2 separate regions of the Homo sapiens genome follow, and region 2 is linked to region 1. Evidence: chromatin loops called from intact Hi-C (ENCODE). Cell type or tissue: PC-9. All regions are shown on one strand. Each heading gives the region's core, and the rest is flanking DNA. Links, peaks and the distances in the headings are about the cores only. Region 1 overlaps GMDS (GDP-mannose 4,6-dehydratase). Region 2 overlaps GMDS (GDP-mannose 4,6-dehydratase).

Evidence for each region. A loop is a pair of places that touch in the nucleus more often than their neighbours do. Peaks named below come from ENCODE experiments on the same cell type or tissue, not always from the same donor. Only the 100,000 strongest peaks of a DNase experiment are listed, where the experiment ranks them.
Region 2: it touches region 1 in a loop (7-fold over the local background); 2 of 110 quality-filtered maps call a loop at or near these places.

What each region holds. Positions count from the first base shown.
Region 1 is chr6:1,916,186-1,919,108 of GRCh38, forward strand. The region is part of intron 7 of GMDS (GDP-mannose 4,6-dehydratase); the gene reads right to left. Among named protein-coding and RNA genes, the nearest start is that of FOXC1, 310 kb to the left of the region's middle. In PC-9, for the core only: no CTCF peak of the experiment used is centred there; DNase peaks (open chromatin) are centred at 686 and 1,616; H3K27ac peaks cover 2,276 bases.
Region 2 is chr6:1,765,988-1,768,910 of GRCh38, forward strand. The region is part of intron 7 of GMDS (GDP-mannose 4,6-dehydratase); the gene reads right to left. Among named protein-coding and RNA genes, the nearest start is that of FOXC1, 160 kb to the left of the region's middle. In PC-9, for the core only: no CTCF peak of the experiment used is centred there; DNase peaks (open chromatin) are centred at 1,584 and 2,184; H3K4me3 peaks cover 1,302 bases; H3K27ac peaks cover 2,440 bases.

The DNA of each region.
Region 1 (2,923 bases), core at 320-2,819:
ACATGGCTGTAGGGAAAGGAAGACCAGCAGCCACCTAGTTACAAGGTAGCACGCCCACAGTGACCAGCGCTGATGAAACGTGAGGGTGCAGCTGAAGGAAAATGGGGCGTCTGCCAGCTGCTCACCAGGCTCTATCAACCCTTCACGTGCGGGGGTGGGGGGCTGTTCATACTCAAGATGCCATTAGCGCAGATTCTCCAAAGTAAGAGTTTTCATATTGTATTCCTACCCCACAATCTGTGAAAGAAAGGGAGAGAGAGAGGAGATGAGCTGAAGGGAGGGGAAGGGAAAGGAGGGAAAGGGAAGAGGGAAAAAGAGAGGTAGGGATGAACAGAGGGAAAGGAGAGTGAAAGAAAGAGAGAGAGACGAAAAAGGGAGGGAGAGAAAGAGAGAGAGCCAATCGTGGCACAGTGACTTAGGAAGAATCCTACTGAAATGCTCAATAAAGCCAGTGTAATTTCTTTGAGCCCCACTGGACTGCTAACATTTGAGAGCACAATACCACGCGCAATTAAACAAGCAAACCCACAATTCATTAGGGATAATTTTAATAGATGACTCATTAGCCAGCCAGTTAATGATGCTTTGTTTTCCCAGAGGCCCAGGCAGATGCTTAACTACAATGAGGCTTCTACTGCCACTGACAAAAGGCAATGGAATCTAAACCACCCATGCCACGTCTTCAAGCTTCTTCAGGTTTTTTTTTTTTTGAAGATAAGGATCAAATGAAACGACTTCTGTTAAACTTGTATTTCCTGTACAGAATGGATATCTTCTTCAAATTATATGATTGTACAACTATTAAAGGACTGCTTAATGTAGAGGAAGTCTGTTTAGGACACAGGGACTGGCCTTTTCACATGTGGCTCCTCAGATGTTCTACAGTTTCCTTCACACTCAGTTCCTCACACTGGAGTGGTTTCACAGGATGATTAGAGGTATTAGGCCAGCAGTAGAGATGCTAGTTTATATGTAATACCTAGCGAGAGGAATACGTTTGCTACACAATCAACACTTGAAGTCACTAAAAAAAAATGACTTTAAAAATCTCACAAGAATGACTAAATATACCAAAAATCAGCCCAGAAACATGGCACAGTATCATGGTAAGTCACTGCACTGAGGAGTTGGCAGAGCAGGGCTGGAACCCACTGCCTGATACCAAGAGAAGACATCAAACAAGGGTTTCTCCTTTCAATGTCAGCCTTTTCCTATGAAAATGACAAAAAACAATCCGTGCTCTCCTAACCATGGTCAAATATGTGTTGGGAGAATCAAATACAAAGATGTAAATGACAAAGCACTACAGGAATAGAATAGGACAATCTTCCAGGGTTTAAAATAAGTTCTAGTGATAGATCTTTATATTTTATTTTCAAACTTGAAATTTGAGACCCAGGCAAAACCAGCAAGTAATTCTTGACTAAAGGACACACTGTAAGAAAAAGCACATGAAACTATGCAGCCCTTGAAATCCTCATCTCTGCCTTTTTCTGTTGAGACAAAGTAGGCGCAGCTCTGCTACCTTGAATGGGGTATCTGTATCCTGTGGACTTGGTGACAGAATGCCCCGAGAGGCAGGATGCCAGCCGAGTCACCTTCCTGGAATGCAACCTGTACCCTCCAACACAGGCACCCACAGACTATCGCTCTGCTCTGTGAGTCAGAAGCTGGAGGACGGACCCAAGAACAGGGATATGTCGTCTGAGCATGTGGGTGATGTGCGACCAGGGAGGAAATGAAATCACACTCACGAGGGACAGAAAATGGTACTGCAGAAGGCTTTTCTTTTCTTCTTACTGCACTGTTTCCACAGATATTCCCAGAGCCACTGTCAAATAAATACATAAGAATCTTTAAATTCTATATGTATTTAAAAATAAAGTCCTATTATTACAACATGACCTGCTTCTAATTTGCATGTGTTGGTGATGGGTACAGACTGAGAGAGAGGATAGAGAGGGGAGAAGAGAAGGGATGGGAGAGTGTGACGGTTTTCCATAATAATAGAGCCCTCCTTGGAACTCTGGCTCTCTAGAAGAATCCTCTAACAAATGAGATCCTTGAAAACTGAGAGGAAATAGAGTGATGATCACACAAAAAGGTTTCTGAATGAGCTGATGTCAATATCATCAAGTACTCCCATGGGTACTTGGTCTTATAAGCTAATGGTATATTAGTGATTTTTAAATATTATTTTGTAAAACAGGGCCAGTTTATCCTTCTGCCTTTCCATTTTTCTATCTGCTCAGATATTCTTCCTTTAAAAATAAGAATAAGGCCGGGCATGGTGGCTCATACCTATAATCCAGTCCTTTGGGGGGCCGAGGTGGACAGATCATTTGAGCTCTGGAGTTCAAGACCAGCCTGGGCAACATAGGGAGGCCTCATCTCTACTAAAAAGAAAAAAAAATTCAGCCGGGCATGGTGGTACATGCCTGTAGTCCCAGCTACTCAGGAGGCTGAGGTGGGAGGATCACTTGAGCCTGGGAGATCAAGGCTGCAGTGAGCCAAAATCATGCCACTGCACTCCAGTATGGGTGACAGAGTGAGACCTACCTCAAAATAAATAAGTAAATCAAAAGTAAAAATAAAGCTAGGAATAAAGTCTAATAATAGTAGAATCTAGAGATAATCAGGAAACTGGCCACTGTGTGAGAACATATAGACGTTACTTCCTTTCATTTATGATCTGCACTCAACCAGAAAGAAAGGTGCTTGCAAACATTTTGCTGATATCAAGTAAATCTAGCACAACTCAACCTAAGTGTGGTAAGATCATATTCTGGGGGCAATGTCTTGTGCTAGCTAAAGAAAGCATCTTTTAATAGTAAGAGAAATGGAACACATTTCATATATACAGATTTCATTTTTATAATTTTATAAAGAAATGATGGGCAGGGAGATCCAATTCAGGTATTTA
Region 2 (2,923 bases), core at 311-2,810, 150 kb before region 1:
AACATGCCTGGTGCCTTTATTAACTCCTCTACTTCAGAAATCAGCTGCAAACGTCCTCTCTCCCAGTGGGCAGAGCGGCTGCACTATATGAAAACGACACATGTGAAATGGAGGGTGGGTATGTGAAGCTCAGGATGATTCATGGATTCGCTGCCCGTCTGTTTAAATGTAATACTCTTTCAGTGCATCAAGATACCTGATGCCATGATTAATTTTTGTGTGTGGCACAGAAGCAAGGAGAAGTTAGCTAATTTAAGCTGATGTGCATTGAGTCACTGGAAATTGGACAGGAGCAAAGACCACAGAACTTTCGAGGCAGCAGATTCATTTGGGCTTCAGGAAACGCGGTGCATGAGCTGTTTCAGGTGCTGGGGAAAGGCTCTGCGTTAGAACCCACACCTTCCGTCTCCCGGGCCAGGTCTCTTTGTAGGCCACCACGGAGAGAGAAAAGCATCTTGAGAATCCTAATGGGAACCAATGAAGAAATGAGTATCATATTTATATATCTGCTATAACTCACTTTCTAATGAACAAAGTCGCTTACTTTGAAAAGTGATTTCTCTCTTGTGTATGGCTCGGGAGGAGGGTCTAAGGTGGGCCTCGCTACTCCAGTGCCTCCGGAGCCCAGGGAAGCTCACCTCAGGCAGCCTGCAGAGGCTCTCCCCTTCTAGAAGGCCCAGCAAGCGCCCCGTTTCCCACAGACGGTTCCCACCTGGGGATGTTGAACCAGTCTCACCAGATCTGCTTACACGGAGGAGCTGCACATCGAACATGCTAAAAACTGCGTTATGTTTTTTAAAAACCCAACAAACTCTAAAATGTTAGCTGTGGGCTGAAACACTGACTGGACTAAACAAAGCCTGGCAATGGGCCAGATCTGGTCAGCTAGGTCTCCCAGCTCAGCAATCTGGCTTAAAGGAGCACCGGGTAAGGGTTCTTTATTTCCTGCTGAATCTGACTTAAGTGTAAAATCGAGCAGGGATCCCCAAACCTTCCTCTCACACCACAGCTGTAGGGCACACTGAACTTTATTCTGTTCAGTAGAAAATGAAATGAACAAACTATAAAATGTAGCTCCTTAGATTTGTTTATAATACAGATTCAATATTTAATAATACTTTTGTTTTCCTAGTTTTCTGAAATTCTTCATATACGAAATGTAAACCACAAAGGGAATATGATTTTAAAACCGGAAACATATTTTCCACCCACCACCCCCCCAAATTTCATTAAACGCATAAAAGAAAATATCCTTTGTAAAATGGCTAATTACAAAATAATTAGTCACAGAGGTCCTGTATAACAGAAACGACAACAACTCTTAAGTTTCAGTCATCAAGAATCAAGGAACTTATTATTTGGGAAATAAAAATACCAGTTCACCTTAAAGTAAATTTTGGGTTAAAAGGAAAAAAAGATGGCCAAGCAAAGTCAAGTTATTACTTCAACCTTATGCCCTGTCCATCTTTTCAAATGTACTTCAGATAAAAACAAGCAACAAGAGCAGAATGTGCTATTGGTGGCCCTCCCTTGAATTCTTCTCTGAGCTGCCACCACTCCCGAGTCTCCCAGACTGACCTCTGAGTCAAGCCAGATGGGACTGAGAGAGATGTTAAGCAAGTGCTGAAAAGGTGACTTGAGTCTCTGGCAGCCGAGTCTGGAGCGAGTTTCTCTGCAAATTCTCTGGGGGTTGTTGCTTTCCAATTTCTCAGGAATGTTTAATTCTCCTCATCCCTTCACTGAATCTCTCTCTGGAGAGGTCAGGGAAGCCTGTGACATCCCCGGAGGGCACTGCCTAACTAAATTAGCATGAGATAACTTTGGACTCTCTCCCAAACATGAAAATACAAGGGAGAGAGTTTCATTAAAAACAGAATACTAGGTGATCCCAGTTAATCCCGGCTCTAAGCTGCTGTAGAATTGCTCAGTGTTTACATTTTGACTCTCTTCTCGGTGACAGTTCACCGACTATACTGCCAGCTATGTTATGCATACAGCTTGCCCTCAGCTGACCAAACCCTAGTTTCATAATAAAGGTAAAAAGTGGGTCTGGTGGTGTTAAAATAGGTATTTAGCCTGTATATGTTACTATATGAAGCAGAAGATCCAGAGGTAAAAATAAACATTTCAGTACTGAGGCCTTTAAATATCTTTTAAATCAGGAAACAGGAAACCTTAATAGGTAACATGAGTCATTAACCATATGAATGTGTGTAAACAGGGGAATATCTAATGTCACTTCAGTAAAGCATACAATGTCATAGAGACATGCTTTCTATTATATCCACAAATATTTGAAAGAATACATTGTAAATATTTAGAACGACAGTATAATCAATAGGATATGTTCAAAAAGTGCAAGGATGATGATTTCAGCATTTGCTTCTAAAAATTTAATTGGAAGAACAGCTCCAAAAAAGGGATCAATATTGCCAGCTACTACCAATATATGACAGATAAGATACTGAAGAATTCAAACTTGGGTACATACCTTAGAACTCCTGCTTCAACCAAGGAGGTACTACGTTTACTCATTCCTTCATGAATAAATGTTTCTTGTTAGTCACTGTCACATAATATACAGGTTGAGTACCCCAATCCAAAAATCTGAAATCTGAAATGTTCCAAAATCTGAACTTTTTGAGTGCTGACTTAACGTCCAAAGGACATGCTCATTGGAGCATTTCTGTTTTTGGATTTGGGATGTTCGACCAGTAAGTATAATGCAGATACTCCAAAACCCAAAACATTTCTGTTCCCAAGCATTTCAGATAAGGAATACTCAATCTATATATTTTGCTTTGATTTAAACATGTTTTTGTATCTTTTGAATATTCATAATTTGTAAAAACTGGCACTTCACAACTCCTATTTAACTACTGACATTTTACAGACTAAAAGAGTTATGCTTATATTTCTCATT